Regions from separate parts of the Homo sapiens genome. Here region 1 is linked to region 2. Evidence: chromatin contacts called from ENCODE Hi-C or POLR2A ChIA-PET data. All regions are on one chromosome and are shown on one strand. The core of a region is the stretch at or near the end of the contact, and the rest is flanking DNA. Distances in the headings are between cores, read along the strand shown. Region 1 holds the start of CXXC1 (CXXC finger protein 1). Region 2 overlaps CFAP53 (cilia and flagella associated protein 53).

What was found. Hi-C counts contacts between places; a loop is a spot of excess contacts on that map. ChIA-PET counts read pairs that join two places held with the same protein, here RNA polymerase II (POLR2A). Pooled maps may share reads with other maps.
Region 1: a map of HCT116 shows a loop between it and region 2 (4-fold over the local background). The contact joins the promoter of CXXC1 here to the enhancer-like site in region 2. A Hi-C loop is called at or near these places in 4 of 168 maps with a recorded cell type or tissue (HCT116, MCF 10A, breast epithelium and 1 more) and 6 of 50 pooled maps. POLR2A ChIA-PET finds 5 or more read pairs at or near these places in 2 of 52 experiments (MCF 10A and activated naive CD8-positive, alpha-beta T cell).

The regions. Positions count from the first base shown.
Region 1 is chr18:50,286,115-50,290,347 of GRCh38, forward strand. It overlaps CXXC1 (CXXC finger protein 1), which reads right to left and starts at 1,578. Exons shown (of 15, transcript NM_014593.4): 1 at 1,473-1,578; 2 at 626-744; 3 at 425-525; 4 at 1-143. The coding sequence starts at 1,475. RefSeq lists enhancers at 322-371, 1,192-1,311, 1,432-1,521, 1,632-2,001.
Region 2 is chr18:50,237,966-50,242,806 of GRCh38, forward strand. It overlaps CFAP53 (cilia and flagella associated protein 53), which reads right to left. Exons shown (of 8, transcript NM_145020.5): 7 at 638-740. Among named protein-coding and RNA genes, the nearest start is that of CFAP53, 26 kb to the right of the region's middle. RefSeq lists an enhancer at 1,850-3,049. Within about 2 kb of position 2,191, at least 2 of the 41 ENCODE cell types and tissues checked have a DNase peak (open chromatin) inside an H3K27ac peak, as active enhancers do; they include HCT116, where a contact is called at or near this core.

The sequences.
Region 1 (4,233 bases), core at 328-2,827, 48 kb after region 2:
TGCCCGGCGCTGCAGGTCTGGATCAGGGACAGGCCTCTTGCGCCCTCCACCCTCATCCCGGGGCTCACTGCTGTCCCGCTCATTGCCATCCCGCTCCCGTGACTTCTTGTGCCGATAGCGAATCTCTAGCTTGGGGTCTTTCTCTGTGGGGCAGAGAGTAGGGCCAAAGTGAGTGAGCACTGGATGGCTTGAATGGTCCCAAAACCTCTTTCTTCCTCTTCGCTCCCTTACTGACCCACCCACCTACTCTGCACCCCTGTCCAGGGCAGAGCTGCCTCTTCCCGTGGGATCTTCTATTACTCACAATGGAGCCCCATTCCAGCTCACCACAGACGTGTATCACTAATCCCCATAACCCCCCCTTGTGGCTCCTCCTCCTCCCTTGAAGCCCCACCTGCCTTCCCTGTCCATCCATGGCCCTCACCTCTGCACTCCCGACAGTACCACTCCCGGATGGCCTTGGCCATCTTCTCAGTGATCCGGATGCAGTCCCCATGGAACCACTCATTGCAGTTGTCACACCCGCTGCAGAGGATGGGGCAGGCGATGGAGATGTGAGGGGCGCGGCCCATCGGCCTCACCCCACCCTGCCAGTGTCAGCCCCGCCCATCTCTCCCGCGCTCACATCATGAAGCAGTTGATGTCCGGTTTGCGGCAGATGCAGTAGATGGGCGCATTCTCCCCATTCTCGGACTTGCTGTCCTCCCCGGCATCTGGAGGCTCTGGGTCTGAACCATCTCCCTCCTGCAGGACACCCCCATTACGGATCCTTAAGCAGCCCCCACCGTGGCGGCTCATCCCCCCATTACAACTCCACCGTGGTCAGCAGGGATCCCCACTCTGCCTGCAGATTTCACATCGGGGCCCCCAAAAAACCTCTCCATCACAGTCCCCACTGACCCCCATCCCTTCCTCTGACATCCTATTACTCTGCTCCATACTTCCCATCACGCACCCACCGACACCCGCTCCCTGCGTCCACACTCGCTAATGGGTCATGGCGACCCTCCATCGTGGCGCCTCACAGACCCCGCGTAACTCACTGCGGACTTCCCATCGCGGTTCTCCACGCACCCCTCCCTGTTTATCTCATAGACCCACCTGGCACCCGCACCCACCCCCAGTCGCGGCTGTCCACGGATACCCGGACACGGACTCCTCGTCACGGCTCACTACAGACCACTCAATGTGACTCCTTACAACCCGCTTATCCCTCTGCCCTAAGAACCCCCGATCATGGTTTCCCACGGAACTGCCACACGGAGTCCCCACTAAACTTCTATTAAGGAGCCCCCCACCGTGGCTCACCATAGAACTCCCAGATGGTTCATCATTCTGCCCATAGACTCCCGCCGTTCAGTCCACAGACTCCGGTTATGGCTCACCACAGACCCCTGAGTCGGCCGACAGACCCCACTGTTGCCAACCGACCGACCTCCACCGCCGAACCCCTCCCTGGACCCGCTACTTACCATATCTCCGCTCCCGGCGCACTCCCTCACGACCCCCGCCAGCGACCCGCGAACCTGCACAGACCACTCGGCGGCGTCCCAGGCGGTTGCAAAGGCGCCCACAACTACTTCCGCTTCTAGTCACGCCTCCCAGGCAGCGTACTCCTATTGCGCAGGCCCCATGCGTCGTCTCCGCTGCAAACCAGTAGGTGGCCGGCCTAGAGCCCCCAAGACCCCTCAGGCGCCGCCATCTTGCTTATCGTATCCGTATGGTGGCCGAATCCATATGTTCGCCGGGAACATGGCCGCGCTCTAATGTGGCTTTCCCGAGGGCGCCGCCACCTTGTCAGTAGAGTCCGTACGGCGGCTGCTTGTACGGCCTCGACGTACAGGCAACATGGCTGCACCTACTGCGTGACTTCCTCATAGATGCCGTCATCTTGGAATCCGATTCCGTACGTGGGTCGAATTCCGTACGTTCCTAGGCGACATATGACGGCGACCTAATTGCGGATTCTTCACGGGCGCCGCCATCTTGGTGGTTGATTCCGTACATTGCCCGTTTGTCAGGCAGAGAGGTTCACAGGTAAAGTGACCGCTTCCGAAGCACGACCTGGATCAAGTTGTATTCATTCCTCCATTCAGTCTCTTTCCCCTTCCACATGTATTAATGGGGCGTCGGCAGGCTGTGTGCCTTGCGGGGCGGAGGAAACCAGTTCCTCTGTCGTCTCCGACTTCACCTGCCACCACTCTTTCCGGCTTTTACTCCTCCCACTTGTCATTCTTCTGCCAGGCCTGGCACGGTTCGGCTTCTATTTATTTTATTTTTATTTAAAAACAATTCTTAAACTAATATCAAATCTTATTTTAGTTCTATAAGCTGCACAATAAGCCTAAACACAGTTTACTTATCCATTTCTTTATTGTTTAGCATTTAGAACATTTTCAAATATTATTCTAAATAAAGTTGCAACGAACATTCTTAAACATAGATCTGTATGCTCATCCCTGATTATTTCTTGTGAAATGTGATATACAAATTTACAAATATACAAATGTGATATACCAGGTGTAACTCTGGTTAACAGCTGTAAGATGGAGCCTGGAAGCCAGGCTTTATTTATTTATTTATTTATTTATTTATTTATTTTATTTATTATTTATTATGTATTTATTTATTTATTTTTATTTATTTACTTATTTTTTGAGACGGAGTTTCACTCTTGTTGCCCAGGCTGGAGTGCAATGGCGCGATCTCAGCTCACTGCAACCTCCGCCTCCCGGGTTCAAGCGATTATCCTGCCTCAGCCTTCCGAGTAGCTGGGATTACAAGCATGCACCACCATGCCCGTCTGATTTTTTTTGTATGTTTAGTAGAGATGGGGTTTCACCGTGTTGGCCAGGATGGTCTGGATCTCCCGACCTCAGGTGATCCGCCCGCCTCGGCCTCCCAAAGTGCCGGGATTACAGGCGTGAACCACCGCGTGCCTGGCCCGCCTGGAAGCCATTCTATGGACTCCCTGCAAACTTGCAAAAAGGAAAACAAACAAAACAAAATTAAAACACAACAGGAACTTGCCTCGAACCTTTGAATTGGTCCAAACTGCAATGACCACACAGTCCTGGAAACCAGCTATATTTCACTAGTGCTGCGTCTCCTGAACAACAACCAATGAACTATGGACTGATGCCAGCCAGCCGCCTCCACCAATAATAATTTCTTTAAAAGAACTTGTGTAATCACCCTTAGCTTCCTTTTTCTTTTTCTTAAAAACTCCTTCTCCCCTTCCTATCTTTGGAGTACAATTTGACTTCGAGCTGAATCTGTGTCTCCTGAATTGCAGTTCCTAATGCCCCAATAAACTCCTGCATTGCAGCTTGGTCTCTTGCCTCTTCTTAGTTGACTCTCCTTAGAGATAAAATTCTAAAAGTAGAATTACTTTGTAATTGGCTATAAATATTGTAAGACATGTTCAAATTTATAGGAGGTCATTAGTTTGGACAGAGCTCCTGCTCTAGGCCCCACCAAAATGGAGTCACTCACGCTGAAGTTCCATGCCACCAAGCCAAAACTAAATTGTTCATCTGACCTTCCAAGGAGAAAGAGACAGGATAATAGCCAAATCCCCATACAAGCCACTTTTAGCTTGAAAGTCCCCTTTGCTTTAACCTTTATAAAAAAGCAACCTGAAGCAATCTGATGTTAACCAATCAGCTTTAAAAAAAAAATTGTTCTTTTTCCTTGCTCCAACCTTACAAAATTCACTGCTCTGCTATTTCCCAGGAAAAGCTCTCGTTCTATTTTGTATAATGGGATCTGCCCCAATTCATGAATTGCAAGTAAAAGCCATTACATCTGTAACTAAATTTGTTGTAATTTTGTCTTTCAATGGTTGATACATATATTTCTACCAGCAGTGTATGAAGGTTCCTATATCAGAGCCTTATTAGGTTATTAGATTAGTGCGAACTTTTGTTGTTGTTGTTGAGACGGAGTCTCACTCTGTCACCTAGGCTGGAGTGGAGCGGGCAATCTCGGCTCACTGCAACCTCCGCCTCCTGGGTTCAAACAGTTCTCCTGCCTCAGCCTCCCGAGTAGCTGGGATTAGAGGCCCGTGCCACCACACCCAGCTAATTTTTGTATTTTTAGTAGAGATGGAGTTTCACCATGTTGGCCAGTCTGGTCTCTAACTCCTGACTTCAAGAGATCCACCCCCACCTTCGGCTTCCCAAAGTGCTGAGATTACAGGCGTGAGCCCCTGCGCCCGGCCAGTGCAAACTT
Region 2 (4,841 bases), core at 941-3,440:
AAAAAATCTTCTTGCTATTTTATTAGGATTTAAGGTTGGTGCCAATTTTTTTAAGTGTTTCAAATTTATTTTATTTTTAAAGATATTCATCCAGCCTAATAACTTATGTGTATAATCATAATATACATAATGGCAATGGAATTTAATTTTACCAAGACAGTTGGTGCCTACTTTTACATGAAATTTTGTAAACTGCTTTGAGCGTCTAGAAGGACAAGTGTAATACTAATGTAAAATAATGTCAATAATGCATGAATTATGGCACATGGTCTTTATGTTGAAAATCTGTTTTAGTTTTTGTTTTTTTGAGACAGTTCTTGCCTGTTGCCCAGGTTGGAGTGTAGTGGCACAATCATAGCTGCAGTGTTTAACTCCTGTACTCAAGTGATCTTCCACTTCAGCTCCCAAGTAGCTAGGACTACAGGTCTATGTCACCATATCTGGCTAGTTTTTATTTTTATTTTTTTGTAGAGATGAGATCTTGCTATACTGCCCAGGCTAATCTCAAACTCCTGGCTTCAAGCAATCCTCTTTCCTCAGCCTCCCAAAGTACTGGGATTACAGGTGTGAGCCACCATGGCTAGCCAAAAATCCATTTTTTAGGTAGCAAATGATGATACAGAAAACAAAATCATACCTTGCAAAATTCTCCTTCTCTTCACAGTTAAGTTCTTTAAGACTTTCATTTATGTGTTTCTGTTCCATAGCACGTTCTTCCTGTTCTTTAGCTTCTCGTTGCACTAAGAAAAGCAAAAGTAATTATATGTCAAATGACTTTCAGACAAGAATTGCCAACATCTTTCTGGGCACCAGAGTCATATTGTCTTTAGAAAGGCAGAGCTTAGAATCAAGGCTGGATCTTAGATTGATAAAGTAGAAGTACACATCTCAATTGAGAAATAAATTGGGTTTAGGCTCATATATGCTACAATCTAGATTTTCTGTTCATCATTTTTCATTGAAAATCTATAATTACCCTTTTTCATACCAGATTACTAATGTTAAAATACTTCCTACTTTTCTCTCCTTGAAGACAAACAGTTCATTGCCATTCATATTAATAAAAGTTTATTATAAATAATTTATTATTTATTATATATTTATTATAAAATAAATATTATTTAAATATATAAAGCTCTTGGCTGGGCACAATGCCTCATGCCGGTAATCCCAGCATTTTGGGAGGCTGAGGCAGGTGGGTCACCTGAGGTCAGGAGTTCGAGACCAGCCCGGCCAACATGGTGAAACCCCGTCTCTACTAAAAGTACAAAAATTAGCTGGGCATGGTGGTGCGTGCCTGTAATCTGAGCTGCTCAGAAGGCTGAGGCACAAGTGCCTAGATCGTGCCACTGCATTCCAGCCTGGGCAACAGAGTGAGACGCCGTCTCAATAAATAAATAAATAAATAAATAAAGCTCTTGTAAGTTAAAAATATTTAAGCATCCCAATAGAAAAAAAAGACAAAGGAAACAGAGTTTACAAAATAATAAATACAACTGGCTAATATACATCTGAAATGTATATATCTTTGGTACCACAGTCTATTTCAGAAATTCATCTTAAACAACCAGTTACAATCCAAAAATAAGTATGTATGGAGATGGTAATCTGGAATTCTAAAATAACAGTAAAAAGATTAGAAACAATATAAAGAGTCATTGCTGTGTTTAAGTAAAATAAGTTACGGTCTGTTTTTATAACAGATTTGTAGGCAGTCATTACAAATCTTATAATTGACAAAAAATGACTTAAAAATATTTTTGATAAGTGAAAAATATAGACCATAAAACAGTATATACTACATGATTCTAATTTGTGAAAGAAAATTATATATGTAGTAAAAATACTAGAAGAAAATACACAAAGCTGTGAATAGTAGCTATTCCTGGGTGGTAGAATTATGGTTGATTTTGTTTCCTTGTTTATAAATGGTCTCAATAAATTTTCCATGTTTTTTCAATATTTTCTATAACATTTATCACTTGTTAGATATGAGTTCTAAATTTATCTTCAAAGAATCAATATGTCAGTATGTTCAATTCTTTGCCTTCTACTTTTAAACTTAACTTCCTCATAAAGTGACCTTTTTTGATCAACTGCTCCACCCTGACTCATTCAGATTACCTGCTCCACCCTGACTCATTCAAATTACCTGCTCCACTCTGACTCATTCTGATCATCTGCCCCACCCTGACTCATTCAAATTACCTGCCCCACCCTGACTCATTCAGATTACCTGCTCCACCCTGACTCATTCTGATCACCTGCCCCACCCTGACTCATTCTGATCACCTACCCCACCCTGATTCATTCAGATTACCTGCTCCACCCTAACTCATTCTGATTACCTGCTCCACCCTGACTCATTCCAATTACCTGCTCTGCCCTCATTCTCTACCCTGACTCATTCCATAACCATTTTTCCTGCCAAACCACTCACCCCATCACTCTCTTTAAATTAGCCAATCAGAATTAGTTTAGCCTGTGCAGTCCAATCCTAGCCAATAGCGGAATGACACAGCAGCAGGGGCCACGTGAGTCAGGAATAAGAACTTCTTCCCCTCCCTTGCCCAGATGTGCTCTCGCTATTGTTCCATCTGTGACTGAGCACCCTTTCTGCAGGAAGTAAAGATGGTCTTGCTGAGAGATCATCTCTCTCTGTGCTGACTTTTCCTCGTGGCACTGATTGTCTATTTCTAACATCACTGACGAATATAAAAATCTTTTCAGCATATAAACTTTCTACGCAGTTTCTAAAAGTTCCATCTAATATTGGCTTAACAATTTTCTACTGCTATTGTAATTCCTGGAGTGAAGAATTAATGAATGGGACCAGGATGAGCTTCCTCTTGCAAAGACCACTGGTGCGAAATCCAATGGTACCCTAACAAGAAATGTGTTTATTGCCGCTCTGGTCCATTGGGCTGGACATGGAAATGGCAGAAATCTGGAGGTGGAAATTCACCCTCTCAACAAACATCCTTCTGTGACCAAGCACTGCTTGAAGCTGAGGGAACATAGTGGCATACTGTAGTATAATAATAAGAGACATAATGTGGCTATAAGATTAATGGTAGCCATAAAGTTAACTTAAGCATCTCGCAGGGCTGACACTATGTATCACTTAGCAGTATGATGCAGCCTAGGCCAGGGATTTCCAAGAGACAAAGGTCATCTCAGCACAGATGTAACTTTCAGAAACCTTAAAACAAAGCTTACCCTTACAAGAATAGCTTAAACTCCCTTTATGAAAGAAATACCTAGTAACCAATGTGGATTGAATGTAAGTATTAAAAAGGGGAAAGATTCTCCAAACTTTGAGTATGGTCTCCAAATAAAGACCCTCCTGGCCAGTTGGTCATCTGAGATGTGAGCAAGCCACAGTGCCCTGGAAAGAGGATTTATTTTAAATGGGAGAACACAGAGGGCCGCTCAAGGCATGAGTCAATTGAGCTGGCATTGAAAGATATCTAGATTTCTCATGATCAAGAGCATCATAGGCAGAGACAACGACATAAACAAAGGTATAGCATTGGGGGAACCAGCCCCCAATATTTCAACGTAGGTCCTTTCTATTTTCCCTAAGTGTCGGCTGGTCTGAGAAATAAAGAGAAAGAGTACAAAGAGAGAAATTTTATAGCTGGGCCTCTGGGATGTCATCACATATTGGCAGGACCATGATGGCGACCTCAAGCCACAAAACCAGCAAGTTTTTTTTTAGGGATTTTGAAAGGGGAGGGGGTGTACAAACAGGGAGTAGGTCATAAGGATCACATGCTTCAAAGGGTCATAAAGATCACAAGGAGAAGGCAAAATTAGAATTACTGATGAGGGTCTGCGTCCCACTGTGCACGCATTGTCTTGATAAACATCTTAATAGGAAACAGGGTTCGAGAGCAGAGGACCAGTCTGACTAGATTTCACCAGGCTGGAATTTCCCAATCCTAGTAAGCCTGAGGGTACTGCAGGAGACCAGGGCATATTTCAGTCCTTATCTCAACCGCATAAGACAGACACTCCCAGAGCAGCTGTCTATAGACCTACCCCCAGGAATGCATTCCTTCCACAGGGCTATTCCTTGCTGGGAAAAGAATTCAGCAATATTTCTCCTACTCGCGTTCTGCAAGAAGAAAAACATGGCTCTATTCTGCCCGACCCCGCAGGCAGTCAGACCTTATGGTTATCTTTCCTTGTTCCCTGAAAATTGCTGTTATTCTGTTCTTTTTCAGGGTGCATTGATTTCATATTGTTCAAACACACATTTTACAAACAATTTTTACAGTTAACGCAATCATCACAGGGTCCTGAGGTGACATACATCCTCAGCTTATGAAGATGACAGGATTAAGAGATTAAAGTAAGACAGGCATAAGAAATTATAAAAGTATTAATTTTGAGAACTAATAAATGTCCATGAAATCTTCACAATTTATGTTCAGAGATTGCAGTAAAAACAGGCATAAGAAATTATAAAAGTATTAATTTGGGGAAGTGATAAATGTCCATGAAATCTTCACAATTTATGTTCTTCTGCTGTGGCTTCAGCCGGTCCCTCCATTCAGGGTCCCTGACTTCCCGAAACTGTATGGAGATAACTTTCGAAAGAAAAGAGGGACAGATACAAAGGACAAGGGGGAGCTGTATGTCTGTGCCCCACCTTCTCACTCTTCATTCTAATCACCAAGACATACAGTATTCAAATGATGTACTGTTCCTTTAACCTTGAGAACTTCTCCCCGTGACTGATTGGAATCTGCTGGTCTCTTCATATATATCCAATTAGATAAGATTTGCAATAACAGGCCTCCTGCCTTCATCCTTTTTGCATCCCTCATGGTGTT